Linked DNA regions of Homo sapiens: all the other regions are linked to region 4. A link is a loop called in an ENCODE intact Hi-C map of the cell type or tissue named here. Cell type or tissue: ascending aorta. All regions are shown on one strand. Region 1 overlaps HIVEP3 (HIVEP zinc finger 3). Region 2 holds the start of CCDC30 (coiled-coil domain containing 30). Region 3 holds the start of FOXO6 (forkhead box O6). Region 4 has its middle 120 kb from the start of HIVEP3. Region 5 has its middle 36 kb from the start of SLC2A1.

Region 1 (5,000 bases), 520 kb before region 4:
TCCTGAGGGCAAACACAGAAGACCCAAGGTCACAGTTGGGCCTTGGCCCCACTGCCCACACGGCTGCTCCTCTCTGAGCCCCAGTTTCCTTGCCTGCTGACTGGGCAAAATAGCCATCGCAAGGGCACAAGATTGTTGGGACAACCAAGAAACGTAACAGATATGGGAGCGCTTTGTAAATAATAATGAACAATAATTCCCTTATGCCTAGAATGTGCAATGTTCAGTTCTGAGAGCTTTAGGTATATTTATTCATTTAGACCTCAGAGAATCCTGTGAAGCTGGTACTGTTCTCATCCTCATGTTACAGATGAGGAAACTGAGGTAAGAGAAAGTAAGTAACTTGCCCATGGAAGACAGCAGTAGGGCTGGGATTGAGCCATAGCAAAGAAGACAGTCTTTGTTTGTTTGTTTGTTTGTTTGTTTGTTTCACTAGCATCTCAGTGCTGGCTTCACCATGGGCAACTTACCACCTTGCTCTGCTTGGTCTCCCCCTTTGTCGAATGAATGTGATGGTCTCACCTCACCAGGTTTTCTAGGAGGACTAAAATGAAGGCCTGGCACATATTGAGGGCTTAAAAATAATTATAGCTACCATATTAATACATTAATGATGAAATCTGTTATTCCAGGACAGGGCAGTCACACTGGCTGGTCCAGCAGCACAGAGCCATCCGTGGTCAGTGTACACACACATCTGCCACGGTGACCAGGCTCCCGGTGGCTGGCACAATGGCATCTGGCAGGTGGCGGACTCTGGCCTCTGTGGGCGGCTTGACTAAGCTGGCCTCAGGCTGCAGAGCAGGTCCCCATCCCAGCCACGCTCTTATCTGAGGAGCCACTGCCCTTTTGAAGTCCAGGCTGCCTCTAGCCTCGGGGCCCTCCCATTGCCTGCCAGCCCCAGCTCCACCCCATAGTTTTCGACCTACATGTGGCTGAATGCCCACTTTTGTCCACTTTGGACATCTGACTGCTGCATGTTGAGTGACTTGGAAGCAATTGTTCACAAGAGTAAACAAAAAACAAAATTGTGATACTTGTTTCAGATATTGTTGGACATTTAGGTCACTTGCACTCCTTAAACAGACTATAAGAATAATGACAGAGTTATTGAATAGAGTCTAAAAGTGGGGGTTAGGGCTCTGGAATACTAGCCTCCTGGTCTGATTCCTCTGGGATGACCCCAACCAGTCGGGTCACCTCTAACATGTCAGGAGTCTAGTTTGGGCATCTCTGAAATGGACAGCAATCCGGATGCTGGGGAGAGCTCCGCTAACATCTGGCCTGTTCGCTGGCCCATCACTAGACCATTGGAACCTGTTTCTGGTCTGCAGAGTGAGGTTGCTGACAGGTGGGTTGAGCTGGCCAGCCAGCCCCATCGCTCACACATATCAGTACTGCACCCACCTGACCAGGAGGGCTGGCACAGAAACTGACTCAGGCCGCTGGGGCAGCTAGGCTTTGGCTCTCAACCATGCCCAGCTGCCCCGGGGCCAGAAAGCCCGGAACTAGCACTTCCAAGTCACTCAATATGCAGCAGTCAGATGTCCAAAGTGGACAAAAGTGGGCATTCAGCCGGATGTAGGTCAAAAGCTATGGGGTGGAGCTGGGGCTGGCAGGCAAAAGGAGGCCCCTGAGGCTAGAGGCAGGGTGATGAGACCAGAGGAGGAATGAAGGATTAGGATGAGAGCAGGGCTGGGGATGGGGGTGAACTTTGTAGTTATGCCCCAGGCATTTACCTCCCTTGCCTAGGACTTTGGGAGGGGCCTAATTCAACACCTGTTCACCTGGCCCTGCCCCTCATTTACATACAGCAAAATCCAGGCACAGATGACCCAGTGAGAGCTGGTGGCTGAGTCAGAACTAAGGTTTACAGCCCTTGCATTATTACGCTGACAGTTTAAAAATGATGTGCTGCACTAAGAAGCAGGGAATGGTCGGGTTTGAATCTCAGCACTACCACTTCCTTGCTGTGTGACGTTGGATACTTTACTTTCTGTGTGTCTGGTTTCCTCATCTGTAAACTGGGTAGCAATAAAAGCACTCTAGGAAGCTGTTCAGAGGACTGTGAGGGTCTGGCACACAGTAAGTACCCAATAAACTTCAGCTCCTGTCATCCCATGATACCCTGTCCCCCCAGTCTCAGCAGGCAGGTAGCTGGGGTGGGATTGTCAGCATTTTGCAGATGAAGGTCACAGGGGTAGTGTTAGGAGTGAAGGAGAGTCAGGACCAGCGTCTCCTGATGTCCAGCAGGGAGGGCTCCTAAAGATCCTCTTTACTAATGTGGAAGTTGAGACCCAGTGGGGGTAATGGCCCGTCCTGGGCACTCAGTGCATGAATGCTGGAAGCCAAGAGTCCCCTGCCCAGCTCGGGGCTGGCCGGGGCCTCCACATCTGCGTTCCTGCAGGGCGCTGAGGGAATGCCCCTGGCTGGGCGGCCCCGCCCCTGCTGGGATCCAGGCCAACGCTCCACAAATGAGAGAGCTTGAGCGCGCGGCGGGCGCCGCTGGGAGAGGCCACACGGTGGCGCTAGCGCCCAGCCTGGCCAGCACCATGGGCAGGGCCGGGGCGCCTGGCTCCTTCCAGGCAGTTCTCCCACGCGCCACCTCGCGTCCCACAGACACGAACTCCTGCCGCTCCCCCCGGCATCTGTCTCGTCGCGGGAAGTGGAAACTCCATCCTTCAGTCTCTTGGGCCGTAATCCTTGGAGTCCTCCATGGCTCCTTTTCGTTCTTCCCCCTCTCTTCTGCCCCATATGGGGTCATCTGAGCCTGTGGGCTCTCCCTCCGGAACCTCCCCAGAATCCCGCCGCTTTTCCACCTCCTGAGCACACCCGTGCTCCCCGCGCCCACGGCACAGGCCAGAGGACGCCCTGCCTCTCTCCTCCGCTCCAGGGCACCCCCCCATGCCCTTCAGCCCTCAGGCTCTAGCTCTCTCTGAACCGGCTGCCCCCGCGTCCAGCGGGCTCCAGCACGCGGGCCAAGCGCCGTGGCCCCCGGGGACCCCACACCTGCTGCTCCCTCTGCAGGAGAGCTCCTCCCTGACCCCACGTGGCTCCTGACCCCGGTTCCTCCGGGTGGGTTCTCTGCTCACACCGCCCTGTCTAGCACAGCGGCCCTCCCCACGGGCCCCAGCCCTCACTTGGCTCTTCTGCTTTCTCTTTGGCTTCACAGGCAGGGCCCCTGCTCTACTCCACCATCGTTCCTTGCCCAGCTCCCCTGCCATGCCGACTGCCTGAGGGCAGGAGCTGTTTTATTTATTGCGGAACCCCCAGCACCCAGAACAGAGCCAGGCACAGAGACTGTGCCCAGTAATTACTTCTGGAATGAATGCATGGATTTCGTCCTCCGAAAAGTGGCTCTGAGCATCCTCGTTTGCTCCACTGGGAAAATGAGGCTGGGGCAGGGCAGGGACCTCAGGGGAGGGCTCTGGCTTAGGTTCAGGCTCCCCTGGTCCAGCCCACCAGGCAGTGGACTGGCATGCAGCCAGGGTTTTTGTGTGACCTTGGGCTATTTTTACCTGTCTGAGCTTTGACTTCCCTGACTTAACATGAGTGACACAAGTTTCTGCCACCTGTTTTGAGGACTCAATGAGACAACATGTGCATATGGCCCAGTGTATCCTTGACAAGCATAGTGAACCCCATTCTAGCTTTGGGGGGGAACAGCCCCAAGTTCACTGTGTTCTCCTCTATAAAAATGACTTATTCCACCTAAAAGGAAATATGACTTAACTCTTTTTTGTAAGACCACAAATACATCCCCAAATTGGAAAAACAAAAACAGAACAAGACACACAGTGCGTGCATACACACTCCTCTCTGTCACACTCTAAGTCCTGGGGCTGATTTCAGGGAATCAGTATGCTTCCTGCTTTGCTTGGTGCTGGCGAGATGGCTCCAGCCTCCTTCTGTTGGAGGGACTGCCGTCCACCACCAAAGCCCCTCTGGCCACCTGCCTGACTGCTGAGGCTGGGCAGTGCTCAGCCAGACCCACTGGCTTCGACTCCTCTGCCCTGTCTTCTCAGAGACTGACTCTAAGATGCCTCCTGGGGATTGACCACCATGGCCGGGGTGTGTACGGGGATGGGGCTGGGAGGTGACAAGCGGCTGTCAGGTCTGGTTTGGGCTTTTTTGAAACTCTCCTAGCTCCAAAAGGCCCATGTGTCAGGCCCATGCCAGAGTGTGTAGGCAGGAGTGTGGGTGTGGAGCTTCGGAGAGTATGTGTCCCACAGTGTCACTATGAGGGGTTGGCTGGGATAATTCAGGGCATGCATTTAGAACCCGCCTGACACATAGTGGGCACTCAATCAACGTTGGCTGTAAGTTCTCTTGTGTGCATTTATTCAGTAAACATTCACTGAGCACCCATGGGTGCCAGGCGCTCCACCTGCATGGCAGATGGTAATGCATGATAGCTAGGGCTGCAGAGCATATCCTATCAGCATGTGGGGAGGTGGCTCGATCATTCAGGGAATTTAACCTTTGTCTGATACTTGGGAGAACTGAAGGTGAAGCTATTGGAGGGAGAGAGGGGAGGAGGGGGAATGGGGCAAAGCAGACAGAAAGGAAGCAGGGAAGGCAAGCAGGAAAGGTGGAGGAGGATAGGGAAAGCGGACAAGGGGAAAGGGGACGGAGAAGGTTGGCAATTGTTACCTTCTTCGGCTTCCAGCTCCTCCAGCACCCCTGTCTCTTGGCACTTTTTGCTGTGGGCCTTCGACTTCATGTGCTTAGTCAGATTCCCTAGAAAGAAACGAGAATACTTAGGCTCTGCTATGGGGCAGGAGGCCAGGGCGGACCCAGGGCTCATGGAGGTAGCACCTGGCCGGCAGGCCATGGTTTCTCAGGCCAGTCAAGGCCCTGCCAGCTGCAGGGCTGGGCAGGAGCTGGGGTATCCCTCTGCCCCGGTGCTCAGGCCCAGAAGTGTAGCCACAGCTGCTGTTCAGGGCAGTGCACAGCAGCTAGGTGGGGTGGGCGAGGGCTGTGAGGGGACAGACAGTATA
Region 2 (5,000 bases), 430 kb after region 4:
AAGGATTATGGATGCATGAATGGTCATGCTTTGGAGATCAAATATTGGTTGAATGCCTATGTATGTCAGGCCCTGTGCTGAGCCATGAGGATTAAAAAGATGAATAAACATATCTTGTTTAGGAAATGGATGTATAAAAAAATCAAGTGCAATAAAGTGTGTGTCCAAAAGCTGACACAATGGAAAGGATGTTTTGTTTTGTTTGAAATTTATCAAATATAGTAGTAGGAAAGAAGGATACCTCCCTGAAGATAGATTGTAGAATGGTGAGCTTTTCACTGCATTTACTTTTTGCTTCTTATTGTAGATTCACCTCATGTTTGGGTAATAGTTTACATTTCAAGTATTTTAGGACTGCTTTTCAGTTTAACTTAATATGTCCTTCCACCTGGGACCAGGCAGGGGCCACTTGGTGATCTCTGTCCTGAGGGATGCATTACAGTGTGGTAGAGTATGGGCTAGAAGTCAACTTAGCCAGCTGTGCCACCTATTAGCTTTATAAACTTAGGCATTTGACTTAATCTCAGTGTCCACATGCATAAAATGAGGATAATCTCTCTGCAAAGTAATGCCATTTATTGTGAGGATCAAATGAAATAGCAAAAAGAAAGCATCAGTCTGGTGCCTAGCATTTGATTCACACTCACTAAATGGTTGCAATTATTGTTTTTCTCACTTAGCAAAGCAGTGTTACACCACTGCCCTGCTTAATCTTTGAATCCTTGAGAATCTTTGAAAAACTTTCAATACTTCTCTTGCTGTCCTACGTTTTGGGTTTGGAGTGCACAAGTAGCATAGTGCAAAAAAATTCCCTAAATGATCTGTAGGATAGTCCAGGTGCAATTTGAAAAATTAGCATTGATGACTAAGGTAGAAGCAGGTACTGTGTTTCACATAAATATTTGACTTAAAATACAATTCATGGTGTTTCATGGAGTAGGGAAGGGTAGCCCCTGTGTCTGTCTGATAATAGAAGTACAATAAATTTAATTGAGAAGATTTGACAGAAATTCTAAGACTGAAATACTTCATTAATCAGGAAATGTGACCTTGAACAGAGGAAAAATACTGCAGCAGTCAAGACTGTTCTGGAAGCAGCAGTCCCTTTGAACAAAAAAATTTTCTTAGAGACAAGGTCATGCTTAGTCACCCAGGTTGGAGTGCAGTGGTCCAATCATGGTTCACTGTAATCTTGAACTCCTGGACTCAAGCACTCCTACTGCCACAGCCTTCTGAGCAGCTGAGACTACAGGTGTGTGCCACCATGCCTGGCTAAATATTTTATTTTTCATAGAGACAAGGTCTTACTATGTTACCCAGGCTCTTTTTTTTTTTTTTTGAGCGGAGTCTTGCTCTGTCGTCCTGGGTGGAGTGCAGTGGCACAATCTCGGCTCACTGCAAGCTCTGCCTCCCGGGTTCACACCATTCTCCTTCCTCAGCCTCCCTAGTAGCTGGGACTACAGGCGCCCGCCACCACGCCCAGCTAATTTTTGCATTTTTAGTAGAGATGGGGTTTCACCTTGTTAGCCAGGATGTTCTCCATCTCCTGACCTCGTGATCTGCCCGCCCCGGCCTTCCAAAGTGCTGGCATTACAAGCGTGAGCCACCGCGCCCAGCCACCCAGGCTCCTTTGACAATGATTTTAAGTGAACTTCAGGTCCAATTTGCAAAACCCCAAAAGCAGTGGGCTCTGTCAGTGGCTGCAGTACTGAAGGGCAAGAAGTAGAATATGTTCTTCTCTGCATTCATAGCTTTATGTGGATGATGACTGTCATCTTTGAATGTACAATGGGGATATATGGGGTTAAAAGTAGAAGTGATCTTAATGTTTGTCTTTACCATAATTATTACCTCCCTTGGGAATTTTATATCCTGTCTTGTTAACGCTTAAAAACAATCAGTGTTCTACATGAAATTATTTAGTGTTTTCCACTTCAGTTTAATTTATATTCAGAGCACTTAGATTATTTACACAAGTAAAAATTCCAGGGGGGTGGGGGAGAGTGTGTGTGTGTGTTTTAATAGCAAATGGAAGTGTATAAAGAAAAGGAACATGAGTCAATGAGGGTAACTAAGAACCTGATCTTGGATGGAGGATCAAGGAATGTCTCCCTGAGTAGGTGATACTTAAACTGATAAACAGGAGTGAAGTGGGCTACAAGTGCTGGTGGTGAGCCTTTTAGTTCAGAAAAAAACACTTGCAAGAGGTCTAGTGCCAGAAGGAGAGGTTGAGGCACTTTATTATATAAAGAGTAAAATACGTCCGGATAATGCATGTAGAACCAGCAAAAATTTGTGAAGTATTCTCTTGGGGAACTAGAGTAAGACCAAGAAATGTTGTGTTTGGGATACCAGCAAAGCAAGGGCCCCCAAAACATGACTAAAATCGAGTTTGATAATTAACTAGAATTTTGCAATAAGAGCATCTAAAAAGATGATATAAATTGAGTATGTTAAATTTTGTGTCATTTATAAGTTTTTATTTTGCATTACATAGGTGGGGAAGATAACGTTCATCTTACCTGAATTTTCAGTGCTTAGGACTTCTAAAGGGCTTCAGCCTTAGGGACAATTCTAGTCAAGCCCAGTTTCTTCCTTTTTACAATAATAAGCTGGATCCAAAAATTGTGATTTATCTTACGTGCCCCACGTGGCTAGTGACACGATCTAGGCCTAAAATTCAGAGCTCTTGAGCTAGCACTTCCTGCCCCTTTAAGAATGAAGGAACTTGTAGAAAAATAAATCCAAGGTTAGTAGGCAGGGGCTCCAGCTGAGTCCTGGCGGGAAGTTCTTTGAGAGCTAGAACGCCCCAAGACAAAATGTATTCGCTAAGTCGCAAACGCTCGACATGTTACCATGGTTACAGCTGTCTCCAAAGCCAATGGAATGAGTTGTACTATCGATACGGCCGGGACAACTCCGCCCCCGACCCGAAGGCCAATGGTGTGAGACATAATAACAGTCTCCACAAGAACCACAGTCTCTGGTTCCACTGGCGTGCGTCGTCTCTATGGTTCCCGCCGGAAGGACGCGTCTGCGTCTCTGCGGCGAGCGCGGTTGCTATGACGCCCAGGTCTCCGTAGGCACCTGCAGCTAGCAGCTGAGCGCGTAGGGGCCGAGCGACCCCGGGACGCTCGCGGCACCCTCCGCAGGAAAATTTCCGACTTGGTTCTTGAGGTTCCTGCCTCAGCCCCAAGGAGGAAAGCACCCATTCTCCCCTCTTTTCCGCATTACGGGCCTTTTCTGCTTCTCCCCAGTATGGTCCGAAACTACAGGAGGGGAACCCCTCCTGGCCCGGCCTTTCTATTCCCTGGCTGGAGTGATTCCGCCTGAAGGAGAATTCGCCCGTTTTCCCCGGACCCAGCTGCCACAAGCATTTAGTATTAGGCTGCCGCTTATTATTAGAGCGGGCTTAGAACATCCTCAGCGAGGTAGGTCGGCGTTCCTTTTCTCACTTAAAGGTGAGGTGTCGAGACGCGCCCCTGGACAGACAACGCCCGAAGGTCCAGGCCACTACGAAGTCCACGGAGGGGCAGCTTTCCCCTACGTGTAGGCCCGCGAACAAAGAACTACCGTTTTCTGATTTTTTTTGGCCGATGTTCGTCATGCAGAACCTTGAATCCCGATGAAGATTTGGAGGCCTTTTGTATCCTCAACATCAGAGGTCATGAAGTCAGTTACCTTCTGCCTTTCAAGCTACAACTTTTTCCACTTCTCTCATCACTCCAAGCACCAGCTTTCTCATCCTGCTTATTTCACAGCCATTTTAACTTTTCCCTGTTCACGCTGCACATTATTGAATGTCCATTTGTCTGCACCACCTCTGTCATCTATAGACCACCTCCTTCTGCTTTCCTGCTACAATGCTTTGCGTACCTAAGTATTTCGCATTCTCCAGCTCTGCAGTCATTGGGAAGATTTTCTGTTTTTCTTTGCACTATGGCAACCTTTCAGTCTTGGGTAAACTAGAGACTAGGAGAAGTGCAAATTGGTAAATATAAACATTAAATACTGTAGGTCTAGTGTGTTTTGAAAATGGAAAAAAAAATCAAAATTGCAGTATTGGACCCATTTCAGGCTTACATAATGAAAGAAGGTTGTTCCTTGTTTCATTAAATTTTATTGATGTGTTTATCAATGTGAAAAGGGCATTCAAAGTGATCATGTAAGACAGGATTTCAACTTTAAGCCCATATGAACCCAACACTGGGGATATGATGTAATTTTCTGGAGAGGAGATGATTGAAATAGTACTTGTGCCTTCTTTTCCTGTCAATTTCTGAATCAGAAAACATTCTTTGTGATGTAAGCCAATAAATGAAAACAATAAGGAGTGATTGAAAATAAATATTTTTGGCAAGGGAGCAGACACAATTGTTCTAAAAAGGCTGGAACAGAGGGCCTTAAATATGGCATAAGATTAATTTAGATCCAGTGCAATTTTATTTTAGCTTGGAAAGCTTGACTTAATTTGTCTTACAATACGCATTCCTTGTTGAATCTTACTATTTCTTCTTCAGTATTCAGGTTTAAAAGTAAACCTATTTTGAGGACATACAGAACATACACATTTTAAACAGCTATTTGGGGCTACAATGATTTGGATATTTTGATTTCTCAGTCCAATAGAAGCAGTCGTTTGTGATGTCTCATGCTTAGAGCCAGGTCAAGTTTTTAAATACTGAGAAATTCAGCTTTCTCCTCTAGAATAGATCGGAAAACAAAAACAAGTTCTGCAGCCTTTTCAATCTTGCACATTAAATTGGAACTGGATAAAACCTAACTCTTGAAAAAAGTGTTAGATGCTATATTGTAAGGGGCTTTCCTTTCCTTTCCTCTTCTAATATGTATTTATTGAATAGCAAGGCATAAATTTAAAAACAATTTAACCTGGGCAAACATGGCAAAAACCTGACTCTACAAAAAATGCAAAAAATTAGCCAGGCATGGTGGAGCACTCCTGTAGCCTGGCTACTCTGGAGGCTGAGGTGGGAGGATCA
Region 3 (5,000 bases), 670 kb before region 4:
ATGGTAAGAGCAGGTGGGACTGTATGAGCTGGGCAAAGTAGGAAGGGAAGGTATGTACACACAAAAGCAGCAATAAAAACAGCTAGCATTTATTGCGCGCTTATTCTGAGCCTGGTGCTCACATTCATAAATGTATTTAATTTTTCAAATATCCTGTGAAGGTAGTGCTATTATGGTAGTCATTTGTAGAGTAGGAAAGAGTGGCTTTGAGCAGTTATGTATCTTGCCCATGCTCTTAATCACTATGTTATACTGCCTCAAAATGAATGTGTGAGCAGGGGCCAAGTTGTGAGTGAGAAGAATGTGAGTGTGTGCCATTGGGTGTGAGTTTGAATGTGTGTGTGTGTGTGTGTGTGTGTGTGTGTAGGAGCTGAGTGTACCAGACATGGGCCTCAGAGGAGAGTCCAGGCAGCAGCTGTGGACACCGGGCAGGGCAGGGGCCTGAGTCAGCCTCTAGTGCATCTCTGCCAACCTGGCTTCCCAGACCCATGTTGGCAGCCTGTGCCAGGGCCCCCAGCTAAGGATCCTCCCAGCAATGGTATGGCCCTCAGCAGGCCTCTGCCTCACAGCTCAGAGCTGGGCCAGGGCCGCAGACTGGCGGGAGGCTTGCTCGGTCTCCAGGGTCCCTTAGGGGAGCAGCTCCCAGTATGGACTCCCCAGGCATGGAGGGCATACGAGTGATGTGGTGGTGGGGGGTGGATTCAGCAATGATTTCAGGCTCCTTGTGACTCTAAACAGAATCACCTGGAGGATGTGTGTATGTGTATGGATCGGAGGGGTCGTCAGCCAGCACTTCCCATGCCCACCCTTGCCTTGGGATATGACTCAGGCAAATGCCACGCCAGGCATCTGCAAGCAAGTCCTGCTCCCACCCTGGGGAATGAGGAGGGGCTCCTCCAGCCCCACCCCCACCCTCACCCTTGGCCCTGCTCCTCAGGTCCTAAACTGGAAGGAAGAAATTTTTGAGAAAGGAGGCCATCTCCCATGGCCTGGGCTCAGCCCTCCCACTGCCCAGAGACCTTCGCATCTCCAGCGTCCTCAGGAGCAAGGTACTGGCTGGTAAAGAAATCAGGAGCTTGAGATTCCAGTCCTGGCCATGCCACCAGGGGAATCACCTGCTCATTCTGGGCCTCAGTTTCCTGATTGGCAAAATAGGAATATTGTGCTAAAGGGGCACAAGGTGTTGCTGGCAGCTCAACAAGTGGTCTGGGCAAGCAGAGAACAGAAAGTGTTGGGAGTTGGGGCTAGAGAAGGTGTCAGGGCTAAGTTGACATTTGCACGGAGCTTTGAAGAGTGGGAGAATCTCTGATGAGGGCCTTGCGGCGGGGAAATGGTGTTCTAGGCAGAGGGGATAAATACCCTGAGCGAAGGCCAGCAGGTGCAGTGGTGACTGGGAAACCTAGCTCAGCAGCCTGTAGGATGAGGCCACGGACTGCCCAACCTCTCGGCTAGCCTCGCCCTTCTGAGCTCATGTGATGATCTGATTAGCATCTGACTCCTGACTAGTCTATGCAGTAGGGGACCTCATTTGTTTCAGTTGCTGCTCTCACTGTAGAGCCCTGGACAGTGCCTGGTGCGTCAGAGGTGCTCAATAAATATCCAGGAACTGATTGAGAAGCATCTCCCCAAACACTGTGAACTTTAGACAAGTGCTTGTTCCAACAACCGCAGTAAGAACCTCCCACAGACTCTAAAACAATGGTTTGCAAGGTGTGGTCTCTCGTGCATCACCTGGGAGCTGGTTAGAAATGCAAAGTCTGGGGCCCCAACCCAGACCTGCCGAATCAGAAACTCTGGAGTTGGGGTCCAGCAATGTTAACAAGCTCTAGGGGATGATTCTGCTCTGCGTCAAACTTTGAGAACTGGAGCTCTAAAACTATGACCACAGGCACCATGAAGAACATGTTTGCGGATGGAGGAGCGAGAATTGTGGCAAAGCCTAGCCTAGAACCCAGGTATTCTTGACCCATTCTTTTTCCCCAGCTCAGTCCAGGGCACAAAGAAGAGCAGAGTTCGATCATCCTCCCTGTCAGAGTCCTGGAACGGAGACTTGGGAACGTCAGGAGTCTACAAACAGAGGGCGGGGCAGTCCTCTCCGGAGTAGAAGGCGGGGCCAGTGCCCTGAGCCCCGCCCCATCCCGTTGCCCCGGGAAACCCCGGGTTGTAACAATAACCGGTGACGCGCTTCTGGGAGGGATCCTGTCGAGCCCATGGGCAGGACAGTCCAGCCGCGGACCAATGGGAGTGTTAGGGCTCCGCCCCCTAGCCCCCCCGCCTCCGCGCCGAGCAGGGGGCGGGGTCGCGCCAGCCGCTCCGCCCCTGCTCCGTAGGCGGCGCTGTTGCTTGCAGGGGCTGCGGCGGGGTCGCCCCGAGCTGGGAGCTCAGCGCCCGGTCTCCCAGCCCGCGGGCGGGGCACCTGGGCTGGCTGAGGATTCCGCGGCCGCAGGCGAAACGCCCCGCCCCCTCCCGCGTCGGGCCCGCCCCCTCCCCGTCCCCCGCCCATCCCGAGGTGCAGCCGGCGCTGAGCGCGGCAGGCGCGGGAGCTGGCGCTGGAGCCGGAGCGGCGGCGGCGGCAGCATTCACCGGGCGGCGGCGGCGCGGGCTCCGGCACCGGCTCGGGCTCCGGCATGGTGCAATCCGGCCTCGTCCCGGGAGAGCAGGGCCCGTGCGCAGGGCCGGCGCCCGGGGAGCGGCGGCAGCGGCGGTGGCGGTGGTGGCTGCAGGCGCAGGCAGGCGGCAGGTGCTAGAAGCGGGGCTGGGCGAGGTGTGTGCCCGCTGGGCTCCCGGGCCGCCGCCCCCTCACTGCCCAGGTCTTTCCCTCCCTTCGTGCTCCCCAGCGCGTCCAGCCCCCTGCCTCCGCGCCTCGGCCCATGGCGCCCCGCGGCTGAGACAGCGCCGCCAGGGACCCCTCCCGCGGGCCTCCCCGGGGCGTGCAGATCCCGGAGCCGCCCGCCCACCCTCCGCGAAGCCTCCCTCCCCTCCTCGCCCGAGCCGGGCGGGACCATGGCTGCGAAGCTGCGAGCGCATCAGGTGGACGTGGACCCGGACTTCGCGCCGCAGAGCCGGCCGCGCTCGTGTACCTGGCCCCTGCCGCAGCCTGACTTGGCCGGCGACGAGGACGGAGCGCTGGGCGCAGGGGTGGCCGAGGGCGCCGAGGACTGCGGGCCGGAGCGCCGGGCTACGGCCCCGGCGATGGCCCCAGCGCCGCCCCTGGGCGCGGAGGTCGGACCGCTGCGGAAAGCGAAGAGCTCTCGGCGGAACGCGTGGGGGAACCTGTCCTACGCCGACCTCATCACCAAAGCCATCGAGAGCGCCCCGGACAAGCGGCTCACGCTCTCGCAGATCTACGACTGGATGGTCCGTTACGTGCCCTACTTCAAGGATAAAGGCGACAGCAACAGCTCGGCCGGCTGGAAGGTGGGGGCGTCCGGCTGGGGAGGGGGCTGGGGACGCCGACTGGGGCTTCCAGGGGCTGCTAGGTGTGTTGGGCTCCAGGAGGGCCGTCAGAAGGAGGGCTTTTTGGCACCCCCCGGGGTCACAGAGTGTGCGCCCAGGGCGTGGGGCCGGCCAGCGGACGGGCGGGGGCGTACTGGGAGCAGCTGTGTGCGTGCTCCCTTGCGGGGAGGGATGCGGGGTGGGAGGTCTGGTAGGGTGACAAGGGACTGCCGCTTTGAGGCGTCCCCGAGGCACGTCCCCACCCTGTCCTTGGGGGCATAGCAGAGGAACCCATTCCCAGGCCGCGGACATTGGGGAGCCTCCCCCTCCTCCCCCAAGTCTGCTTTGTGTGACTCTTGTTTTACCCTTTCCACCAGGGCACCCTTCTTAGAGCGCTGGAATAATGACTTGGGGCCAATGCCGGCTTTCCCTCCCAAATCTCTATCATTGCGCTTCCTGGAGCTGTCCCCAGGGTGAGGAGTGTGACCATGGGCCCACAGTTCTTCTTGTGGTGCCAGAGTTCACCCTAGGGCACCAACCAGCCTGGAGTGGGGAACTCGGCAGGTGACCTGAGATCTGAGTTCTCCATGGGGTGGCTGCTGCCCCCCTTACCTAGATCAGGATGGGGGTCACTGGTGATGGCCCCTGCTGGTGTGAGGACAGGGTGTTGAGAGCTGGGGATCTGTCCATACCCACCCAGGATGCTTTTTTCCACTTCCCTAGCTGTCGGAGCCCAGATCCATTTAGGGGCTGGGGGAGGGGCAGGGTACCCCAGGGAGGCCTCAGTGCCAGCCAGTGGAAAGGGGGGAGCCACCTTAGGAGGGGACAGGGGCTTGCTTGGATTGTGGCCTCTCGACCCAGCTCCTCCCCTGGCCATCTTGTTGGAGAGTGGGGATAGTCTATGCCTTTGGGGGAGAGGAGGCTGGAGACCCCTCCTGTGCCTAGGAGGCGAACTGTCAGCCTCCCTATGGGAGGAGTGGCCTCTGTGAGGGAGGCATGCCTATGTCAAGGGAGGGGGCTGTGCCCTGTGGTGCCTGTGAGCTGGGTCAGAGGAAGGAGGTGTGCCAGTGGAGGAGGGGAGACTTGTGGGCATGAACAGCTCTAGATACCCAGGGGCAGCATTGTAGAGCCAGGGTATCCTGACCTGGGAGCCCATGGCTCTCAGGGTTAGTGCTGGCAGCTTCTGTCCCTCACCGGCCACTGTGGGGCAGGAACACAGGCTGGAGGAGTAGACCTGGGTCTCTTTCCGCATCCCCTCTCCCATCCCCTTGGGCTCAACCCCCACCAGAACACATTTCCCCCAAGTGTGTCCTGCACTCCCCATGCCCTGGCTTACTCCTCCCTGTAGATGTATTCACTGTCCTCAAGGGTACAGAGTTCAGATGCCTCCTCCAGGAAGCCTTCCCTAAACCCTTTTTAGCTAGCTTAGGACTCCCCTTTCTCTGGCCCTCTCCCTGCTGGTAGCAGGTTTTAGTCATTTGTGTTCTGTCTCATTTCCCCTCTCTACCCTGCTTTTGGAAGACAGTGGCAGTGTCAGAACCATTCTGTGCCCACAGCACCCAGCA
Region 4 (5,000 bases):
TGGTTTCAGCAGAATGTATGCCCTCCTAGTCCTTTCCTATGACACACACTCCATTCACTTGACACCTGGTCTTATGCTGTGCCTTAGGAAGAAGGATATTTAATTCTTATCTGCATTGACTTATCTCTCCAGTTCCCTAAGGTAGTAAGGCTAATTAGTTCATCTGCTTCAAATGCTGTTATTCCACCAATGAGGAATTGAAAGGGAAGGAGATAAGGTTTCTTGCTCAAAATCACAGATTAGCTGGTGGCAGAGTTAAGACCAGACCAAGAACTCCTAACTCAATGTTGGTTATTACACTGTAAAGTGCTCTTCTCCTCCCCACCGTGCAGAATATCATATTGTACAGACAGCAGGTAGAAATAATTGCCTCTTGAAAGCATAGGGGCAGGATAGTCCAGTGGTTAAGAACTTGGACTTTGAACTCAGGCTGCCTAGGTTAGAATCTGGCTGTCATTTACTTAACTATGTGACCTGAGTCAAGCAACTGGGCCTCAATTTCATCATCCCTTCCTTATAGGACTGTTGTAAAATTAGTAGCTTAATATCTGTAAACCCCTCAAAACAGTATATATGTTAATAAAACATGCTATCCTACCTCTAATGTAACACCCAAAATACAATAAATATCTTCCTTATTAAAACATAGGCTGGCAAATCAAAACCAAATCTTGTTAGCTCTGAATTTTGTCTAAAAATAAATTAGCATGGGTGAAAACTCACACAATATTAGTCCAAAACAGATTTAAGTGACACAAGAACTGTAATCATTACTACAGGAAGGAATGACCTCATAAAGACCTCATACATCAGAAGCATTGTAACATTTACTGCACCAAATAATAAATTTTTAAAAAAATCTTAACAGCCTCTATCAGTAATTATCTAAGTAAAGTGGGCTGCAAATCTGTTAGAGAACTGTTTTTGCCATGATAATATTTCTAGTAAATTGCTGCTTCTATACCAAAACTACTGGTGTTGCAGAACCGGCAGGCTAATAGAAAGATTATTATAGAAACACTATTAAAATGAATCAGGTATTATTAAAGATTCAACACTACAACGGCGCCTGATTACAAGAGATTTCAAGCTGTATTGCTTAACGAGCAGATAAAAGTGCTAATTAAGTCCACTCTTAGAGGTTATCCCTAGGCAGGACTGTACACTTATGTAGCAAGAGGTCTTCAGACTAAATGAGGAACCAGTAATGCCAACCCGGCTGGATACAGCCCTACTGGGAAGATAGGGAGAGAATGAGAAGAGCCAAGATTTTCTGCGCACGAAGGTAACCTGGTAAAGCAGACAAGTATCCAAACTTATTTAAACCTCAGTGTTTTTCTTAACTGAGGAACACTCAGTTAATCAGCAACACTTCTGATTCCTCCTTTCTTGAATGAAGAAAACCAAATAACCCACCATAAACTGAAGACCCTCAATAAACGGCACAATCAGCGGGAGGCAGAGAAAGCCGTGCCATTATTACCAAAGCCTCCTCGAGCAACCAGAAGACATGGAATCGCTCTCTCACCTTGGCCAAAAGCATCTCTCCATGCAACCAGAGCCTAGAGCTCTCAGAGGTTTTTAAAGAGTTGCCAGACTGAAGGCATTTCGTTCCAGGATCTATTTAGCTTTCCCACCTTGTTAATTAACTAATTAGGGATGGGAAAGCAACTCACCAATACAAAGTGTCAGGAAAATGCTAAGTAAATTTGTCCAACTGGTCTAAATGTCAATGCTAACTTAAGAAAGGGGGCAAGCGCGAGAGACTGAGCCGTCCCCAGACTGCTGCAATCCAGAGCTCGCTAACGTAGAGACGGAGAGACCCGGGCGCCCTGCAGCAGCAGCCTCCCGGCCCAGAGCCGGGATGCCGGCAGGACTTCTGGAAGGGAAACCTGGACCAGGGCCACCCCGGGCACAGGGAACGCGGCTGGCAAGGCGCATCCTCGCCGCTCAGTCTCCGTCTCCCCGCATCTCTCAGACGTCAACAAACCCCTGACCACAAAGTGAAACTTTCCCGGCCCCCGCTGTCGCGCCAGGTCTCTGCCCTCTGCCTGGGAGCGCGTTGCGGGGACAGGTGTGGGGCCCGGGCTGAGGAGGGGCCCCCGCCCCAGGACCGGAGGTTGTGTAATCGGCCCGGGAAGGGGGGCTCGGGACAGCTCCCTGCGCCGGAGCTGCGGAGGCCAGACGGGGGACCCCAGCTGAGGGGGCCGGCGCCCGGAGGCGTTGGGGGGATGGGGAGGGCTCTCGTCCCGCCCCCCGGGACCGCCCCCGGGCGCAGTCGGGAGCTGCGGCGCTGACACGGCCCGGAGAGGGCGCCCGCGCGTCAGACCGAGCCCGAGGAGGGGGGCGCGATGGCTCGGCAGCCGCGGCCAGCCTTACCTGCGCGCCGGGCCGGGGCGGCGGGAGGCGGCTTGGGATGCCGGGGTGGCGGGCGGCGGGCGGCAGCGCTGGCAGCCACCCGGGCCACGGCATGCGAGGAGCCGTGGCGCGGCGGCGGGCGCGGGACTGACAGCCCCAGGCCCCGCCTCCAGACCCCGGGCCCCGCCCCCTTCCTGGCCGCGCGGCTTGCCCCGCCTCCTCCGCCCACCGCCGGGGTCAAACTGGGTCCATCGGCCCGGAGGGCGGGGATGCTCGCTTTCGATTGGCCTCAAAGGTGCCCGCCCCGCCTACTCCCCGCCCCTTCCTTGGCAGGGAAGAGGCGCGTGCGCCGTGGCTGGGGAGGGTAGCGGTTACGCTGAGCGCCGGCGTTGCTGGTCCCCGACCCCTGGTACCCGGGCATCGTTTTTTCATCCCGGGCAGCTGGGACCCCGGGATGACCTAAGGAACAAGGATTCAGACGCAGACTCCACGGTGAATTGGCCTTATTCACGTGTGAACGAACGTCCAGGAGAAAACCAAACCCGAATGGGCCAGGCTCTAACCAGAGGAGACCCCAAAACTGTGATCTGCATCAGAAAACGAACCAGCCAGCCGGTTCCCGGCTCTGCCAGGTCTAGGGGTGCTTTATTCAAGCCCTGGGTTCGCTCCCTGGTCAGCAAGTATGAGGTATTTGCAGAGGGTCTAGAAGATGTGAAGGGAGATTAGCCCGCATTTAGGACTGTGCCAAACAGAGAGTGAGTGATGCTGAAGAAAGTGGCCTCCTCTGCTCCAGCCCTCCCTCCTCCTCCCCAACCCCTGGCTCTACCACCTCTCCCTCAGCACCGGCGCCCTACCCTCAGCCTGTAAACAGTATCAGGTCTCGCCCAACAAAAATCAATGGAGACCCAGCAATTCCACTCAAGAGAACTAGAAACATGTCTGTACTAAAACTTGTACACAAATGTTCATAGCGGTGTATTCAGAAGGCCAAAAAAGGAAACAACTGAATGTCCACTGATTGACAAATGGATGAGCAAATTATGGTCTATCCATACAATGGAATAGTATTCTGCCATAAAAAATAATAAGGCCGGGCATGGTGGCTCACGCCTGTAATCCCAGCACTTTGGGAGGCCGAGGCGGGCGGATCACGAAGTCAGGAGATCGAGACCATACTGGCTAACACAGTGAAACCCCGTCTCTACTAAAAAAAAATACAAAAAATTAGCCGGGCGTGTTGGCGAGTGCCTGTAGTCCCAGCTAAGTGGGAGGCTGAGGCAGGAGAATGGCGTGAACCCGGGAGTCAGAGCTTGCAGTGAGCCGAGATCGCACCACTACACTCCAGCCTGGGCAACAGAGCAAGACTCCGTCTCAAAAAAAAAAAAAAAAGAAAGAAAGAAATTCTGTTACATGCTACAACATGGATGAACCTTGAAAACACTATAGTGCTCAATGAAAGAAACCAGTCACAAAAACCCACATAGTGTATGATTCTATTTATATGAAATGTCCAAAACAGGCAAATCCATAGAGACAGTAGACTAATGGTTGCCAGGGACTGGGAGGAGGGGGGACTGAGGAGTGACTGCTTAATGAGTACAAAGCCTCTTTGGGGGGTGATTAAAATGTTAAGGAATTAGACGGTGGTGATGACTGTACAACTTTGTGAATATAATAAAAAACCACATAACTGTATAAAAGGGTGAATTTTATGGTATGTGAATGATATTTTAATTTAAACCAAAAATCCAAATGACCAAAAAATTTAAAAAATTAAAAAAAAAAAACCTCTCTTGACTCTGTATGCCCTCCAAGTTACCATGCAGTTAACCAGCCCTTCTCATCCAAGATTCTTGCAAGGGTAGCCCACACGTTTTTACTCCCACTTATACATTAGCTCCCTAGAATGTGGCTTCTACCTGCACCAGAGCTCAAATCTGCTCTCTCCTTGAAATTTTATCCTGTGGCTTTCTATGACCCTGCACATTCCTGGTTCTCCTCCTCCTTCCGTTCTTTGTCATTTGATCTTATTTTCTTGGCAAATCTATTTTAATCTCTTCAAAGATCAAAACTTATTTTGATCTCTTCTGTGGCTTCTTCCAGAATCCTTCCTAGGTTATGTCGTCCATGCCTATGAGTTCAGTTCAGTTACTATGCTTCAAATTCTAGCCTCCACCTGATGTCCCACAGAGTTCTTAAACTTGGCATGTCATAAGCTATTTGTCATCTCCCCTTCCCCATCCTCTATCTTCTCTCCAGTAATAATATCTACTACCACATTCTAGGACCTGGGAATCATCCTTGATTCTGTCGTCTTCCTTCTCCTAAAGTCAATCACCGATTTTTATCTCATAAATATTCATAAATCCCACAATACTACCACAGCCCTAGTCCATATCTCCACTGTCTTTTGACTTTTAATTCCCTTCGTCTTTAGTGCCCTTCAGATCTAGTTTCCACACAGCTGTTGAAGTGGACACCCATTACTTCAGCAAGCGTTAGCTCTTTCTTAGGGTCACATCACACTGATTTTCCTTCAGGAACTCACTCCAAGAGATATGGGCTTGGGGAGACTGCCAGTGAAGATGATGACTTTACCTGGCCCAGGCCTGGTGTGCCCCCAAGCTGGAGCACTATGACAT
Region 5 (5,000 bases), 890 kb after region 4:
AAAAAGAAAGAAAGAAAAAGTATTTCACAATATCCATCATTCATTCCTGATAAAAACTCTCAGGAAACTAGAAATAGAGGGAAACTTCCTCAACTTGATTAAAGAATGTTTACAAAAAACCTACAGCTAAATATTATACTTAATGGTGAAAAATGTGAAGCATTATTGTTGCTAAGATCAGGAACAAGGCAAGGATGTCCTCTTCACTATTCCTTTCCAACACTGTATTGGAAGTCCTAGCTTATGCAACAAGACAACAAAATGAAATAAAAGGTATACTGATTGGTAATGATGAAATTAAACTGTTGTTGTTGGCTGATGACATGATCGTCTATATAGAAAATCCAAAAGTATCTACAAAATAACCACTGGAACTAATAAGCAATTAATTATAGCAACATTGCAGGATACAAGGTTAATATACAAAAGTCATTTGCTTTCTATATGCCAGCAATGAACAAGTGGAAATTAAAACATACTACCATTATATTAGCACCCCCCATATTGAAATACTTATGTATAAATCTAATAATATATATACAAAATCTCCTATTTTGTGGATATGGATATAGTAACACTGTGGTATATTGTTTGAATATATAAAGAAGAGTAATGTAAGAGTTTTATTGTAAAATGACAATATCAGCCTGACACGGTGGCTCATGCCAGTAATCCCAGCACCTTGGGAGGCCGAGGCAGGTGGATCATTTGAGGTCAGGAGTTCGAGACCAGCCGGGACAGTATGATTAAACCCCGTCTCTACTAAAAGAAATTACAAAAATTAGCCTGGCATGGTGGCAGGCACCTATAATCCCAGTTACTCAGGATGCTGAGGCAGGAGAACTGCTTGAACCCAGGAGGTGGAGGTTGCAGTGAGTCGAGATCATGCCACTGCACTCCAGCCTGGGGACACAGAGAGACAGCATCTCAAAAAATAATAAAATAAAATAAAATGACAATATCACATATCAGAAATTAAATCTCCTGCAAATATTTGAATTTAAGAAGACAAATTTGTAACTTCAATCTAAAAATAAGCAAAGAGATAGTTTTTCAAATTCTTTTTTTTTTTTTTTTTGAGACAAGTTCTTGCTTTGTCTCCCAGGCTGGAGTACAGTGGTGTGATCATAGCTCACACATTGCAACCTTGACCTCCTGGCCTCAAGCAATCCTCCCACCTCAGCCTCCTGAGTAGCTGGGACTATGGGCATGCACCACCACACTCAACTAACTCTTGTATTTTTTGTAGAGACAGGGTTTCGCCATGTTGTCCAGGCTGGTCTCAAACTCCTGAGCCCAAGTGATCCACCCTCCTTGGTCTCCCAAAGTGCTGAGATTACAGGTGTGAACCACCAGGCCTGGCCTCAAAATTCTTTTAGGAAGTATGTGAGCAAAAAAATTTGAAGATAACTACTCTAGAAGAAAGACAGAGATGTGGAATTCGTTTTGAGACAGTGGCAGAAGATGGAAAAACTGATATCCTAGGTTGGGGTCAAAACCACCTTCCTCTTGAACCATAATTCAAAATCAAGCTCTTTGTCCATGACAATTGTGACGCACTGGGATCCAGTCCTTTATGAGGAGACTAGGACAAAAACAGTGAGTCCAAGAACAAAGGAAATCCATTACCACTTAATAAACACGCTTAAGTCTTCTCATCCATTGCTTCATGCAAACGTGTATGGAATAACTTTTGTAAGAGATCGCACATTTTAAGGGGAAATTTGTGATTCCCCTGCTCCCTGATAAAAACTGGGTAAAGGAAAGCCCAAGTAAATTGACAGGTCCTTACCAGCTGTCATTTCAAAGCATTAGTCAAGGCCTTTGACAAGCAAAGTGGGGACTGGGCAAGCTGGTTGGAGTTTGGGCCCAAAGCCTGAGCTGGGAAAGAGGCCAAGGGATGACAGGAGCAAAACTCTGTCTCAAAAAAAAAAAAAAAAAAAAATATATAAAAGATCTCTGGGGGCCAGGCGTGGTGGCTCATGCCTGTAATCCCAACACTTTGGGAGGCCGAGGCAGGTGGATCATGAGGTCACGAGGTCAGGAGTTCAAGACCAGCCTGGCCAACATGGTGAAACCCTGTCTCTACTAAAAATACAAAAATTAGTGGGGTGTGGTGGTGGGGGCCTGTAATCCCAGCTACTTGGGAGGCTCAGGCAGAGAACTGCTTGAACCCGGGAGGTGGAGGTTGCAGTGAGCCGAGATGGTACCACTGCACTCCAGCCTGGGTGACAGAGGGAGACTCCGTGTCAAAAAAAGAAAGAAAGAAAACAAAAGATCCCTGGGAATTCACAGAAACCTTGGGGGTGATTACCAGACTTTCTGAAACATTTGGAAGGGGGAAGATGATGTAACTCCAGCCGATATCTGCATTACAATATATATTATTTCATTTTAATATTACAACAGAAAAGAAACAGAAGATCAGAAAGGTGAAGTGACTTGCCCAAGATTATTCAGCTAAATAGCAGTGCAGGAATCTTAAATCAGCTATTTCTGACTCCAGAAACCATATTTTTTCCAAGACCCAGCACAACTGAGGAGAAAACGTGGCAACAAGTGTGTACTCAGTTAGGTAATGGTTCAAAGAATTGAGCAAATGCTTCATAGAGAAAGTGACAGCTAATTTGGTATTTTGATATCAGATAATCTTATGGAGAGACCAAAGGCAGACCAGGAGAAAGGGGATTGAACAAAAAGTTTTAGGGTGAGGAGTTGTCCTGGGAACATAGAGTACATCAAGCTTCACTGGAGATTAGGGTGTGGAAGGAGTGTATTGGAAGATAAGGTCTGCAAAGGCCAGAATGTGGTTAAGGAATTTGGGCTTTATCATGAGAAAGTGGGGAGTATTAACCCACAGAATAATGTGGTCAGAACACATTTTTAGGAAGATCATTTGGGAAGCCAGGGTCAGGGTTACCAGATGGATTTGTTGTAGTAGGACCAGTCAAGGGTTCCCTCCAAAGCAACGTAGTATCTCTGAAACCCTGAAAGTGTGAGGTTAAACCCTGCCCTGATCAAAATGTTCACAAAACAGCCACTAGTTGGCAGGAATGTGCCAATGAATGGATGAGCCAGACTCCCAACTAGCAGCTTCTGTTCTCTCACTCCTTGAGCTGTGGTGGGGTGTGATCACCTAGTGGATAACAGGAGTAGGTGGGAGGGCAGTCTCTTCGGAGGAAACTTCAGAGGCCCAGAGGAGAAGGAGAACGTGATCAGAGAACAGAGTGGATGGATGGCTGGAGGATAGGGTTGGGGTTGAGTGGGGGCAGTGGTGAGGTCGAGAGCTTGATCATGAATGACTTGAATTTTCAGGTTAAGAAACACAGACATTATCCTGAGAGAAATGAGGAACCCAGGAAGGTTTTTAAGTAGGAGAGAGACATAACTAGATTTGAATTTTAGGAAGATCATCGATTGCAGTGTGGAGAATGAGGAGGAAGCAGGAAGCACAGAGATCAGTGAGAAGGCAGTTGCAGTGATCCTGGGAGAGGTGATGAGTGGCCAGCAGTAGGCCCAGCAATTGCAATGGACAGACGGACCAGAACTGTAGGAGACTTATGAAATAAAAATCACAGAATGAAAAAGGGGTCATTAAAAATGTAGTTGACAGAAAAGAATGATATCCTTTCCCTATTATTAAATACATCCTGAATTGTCAGATCGTCTACCTAAAATTGCACTGTAAGAATTCAGATTTCAGAACTTCTTGGCTTCTAAATTCTACTTCATTCATTCAATAATCCTGACCAGAGTCTGTGGTGGGAAGTGGGGACCAAGGAATGGCTCAGTCCTGTTCCTGCGGCAGCTGCCCTACCCCCCCAACCCCCGCCCTCGTCCCCGCCCCCGCCCCCAATGTGGTGGAAAGACACTCAATTCCGGTACAGCGTGGAGAGCGCTTTGATGGAGGAAATACAAGCCGATGTAGTGTTCCCGGGAAAACCTGATCCAGAAGGCTTCCAGGGAGAGGAGATTTTGCGCCTAAGATTTCAAATGAAAGATCTCATAACACTGTCAGTGAAACAACTAAGCACTGCTGGGAAAAGATGGTGGCCTGGAGAACAGTCCCGTTATCTATTTACCCCTTTTCGTCAGAAACCGTAGACGTCACCTTACGCGGGATAGGAACCCGGGTGAGCTACGTCCCCAGGGATGCCCAGCGATACACAAGTCACCGTCACCCCCTCCAGAGTAAACCGCATCGCCTGGCAAGCAGGCGCCCAGGTCGTCCCCAAGGGCCAGCGCCTGGAACCGCCAGGGTGTGATTGGTGGAGTCTTGGAGCCCGCCCCTCGTCGGGCCCAACAATGCGCCTCTGATTGGTGGAGAAACCACCTGGCCCCGCCCATCCCCAATCGTGTCCGTGCGCCGCCGGTGGCCCGGCTTAGGGGACCGCTGTGAGGTCTGGAGAGGATGCGCCATCGACCCCGGCAGTAGGCGGCCGAACCTTGGCCCCAAATCTTCTACCCCGGGGTGGATTGCGGCCCCTAGAGGAAAGGCGTCAGGGGACCGACCGGCAGCTGTGCCGTCGCGGCACTCTGGACCACGCTGAGGGCGGGCCGGCTTCCCTGCGCCTGCGCTGACATTTTGCAGTTTGGGAAATGGCGGTGCTCGGGGACGTCGATACTGACCCAGGGCGGGAGGCAGCTGCGAGTGGATTGTCGGGCCTTTTCAGACCGGGGTCTGAACCTCTGGGCCGGGGCGGGGCTCGGGTGCTGCCTGGCTCTGCCAACGTTCTGGGCCCTCGAGTGTGAATGAGCTCCGCCCGCCATCCGCCTTGTAGTCCTCGCGTCCGGCCACCGGCGCGGGGCTCCCACCCATCCCCACCCCACCCCACCCCACCCCACCCCGTCTGTTTCCTTTCTGGTCCAGTGGGGACAGCCCTGAGTGAGCAGCGTCGTAGGAGTAAGATACCTGGGCCCCCGGCCTCTCCTTCTTGCCCTGCCCCCGCACCCCCTCCCGCACGGGGACCCGGATAACTCCTTTCAACAGAAGTCTTTTG

The links. Hi-C counts contacts between places; a loop is a spot of excess contacts. Peaks named below come from ENCODE experiments on the same cell type or tissue, not always from the same donor. Only the 100,000 strongest peaks of a DNase experiment are listed, where the experiment ranks them.
Region 1: it touches region 4 in a loop (2.6-fold over the local background); 2 of 110 quality-filtered maps call a loop at or near these places.
Region 2: it touches region 4 in a loop (5-fold over the local background); 4 of 110 quality-filtered maps call a loop at or near these places.
Region 3: it touches region 4 in a loop (4-fold over the local background); 3 of 110 quality-filtered maps call a loop at or near these places.
Region 5: it touches region 4 in a loop (8-fold over the local background); 2 of 110 quality-filtered maps call a loop at or near these places.

Annotation. Positions count from the first base shown.
Region 1 is chr1:41,513,749-41,518,748 of GRCh38, forward strand. It overlaps HIVEP3 (HIVEP zinc finger 3), which reads right to left. Exons shown (of 9, transcript NM_024503.5): 7 at 4,654-4,740; 8 at 1-2. Among named protein-coding and RNA genes, the nearest start is that of EDN2, 32 kb to the left of the region's middle. RefSeq lists a silencer at 2,425-2,604. In ascending aorta, a CTCF peak has its summit at 2,528 (motif pointing right); a DNase peak (open chromatin) is centred at 2,523; H3K4me3 peaks cover 1,279 bases; H3K27ac peaks cover 787 bases.
Region 2 is chr1:42,460,227-42,465,226 of GRCh38, forward strand. PPCS (phosphopantothenoylcysteine synthetase) reads left to right here. Exons shown (of 3, transcript NM_024664.4): 3 at 1-1,010. It overlaps CCDC30 (coiled-coil domain containing 30), which reads left to right and starts at 3,060. Exons shown (of 21, transcript NM_001395517.1): 1 at 3,060-3,672. RefSeq lists a silencer at 2,957-3,006. In ascending aorta, no CTCF peak of the experiment used is centred here; a DNase peak (open chromatin) is centred at 2,935; H3K4me3 peaks cover 1,804 bases; H3K27ac peaks cover 494 bases.
Region 3 is chr1:41,358,928-41,363,927 of GRCh38, forward strand. It overlaps FOXO6 (forkhead box O6), which reads left to right and starts at 2,507. Exons shown (of 3, transcript NM_001291281.3): 1 at 2,507-3,417. The coding sequence starts at 3,004. RefSeq lists enhancers at 1,913-1,982, 2,050-2,344 and silencers at 2,143-2,802, 3,003-3,222. In ascending aorta, a CTCF peak has its summit at 2,321; DNase peaks (open chromatin) are centred at 444, 2,184, 3,052, 3,333 and 3 weaker places; H3K4me3 peaks cover 2,384 bases; H3K27ac peaks cover 2,873 bases.
Region 4 is chr1:42,033,428-42,038,427 of GRCh38, forward strand. It overlaps a transcript of HIVEP3 not described here. Among named protein-coding and RNA genes, the nearest start is that of HIVEP3, 120 kb to the left of the region's middle. RefSeq lists a silencer at 1,995-2,764. In ascending aorta, a CTCF peak has its summit at 2,269 (motif pointing right); DNase peaks (open chromatin) are centred at 1,226, 1,864 and 2,624; H3K4me3 peaks cover 2,101 bases; H3K27ac peaks cover 756 bases.
Region 5 is chr1:42,920,076-42,925,075 of GRCh38, forward strand. No RefSeq gene overlaps it. Among named protein-coding and RNA genes, the nearest start is that of SLC2A1, 36 kb to the right of the region's middle. RefSeq lists enhancers at 3,192-3,311, 3,968-4,097, 4,518-4,607. In ascending aorta, a CTCF peak has its summit at 3,046; DNase peaks (open chromatin) are centred at 3,056 and 4,286; H3K4me3 peaks cover 1,850 bases; H3K27ac peaks cover 2,386 bases.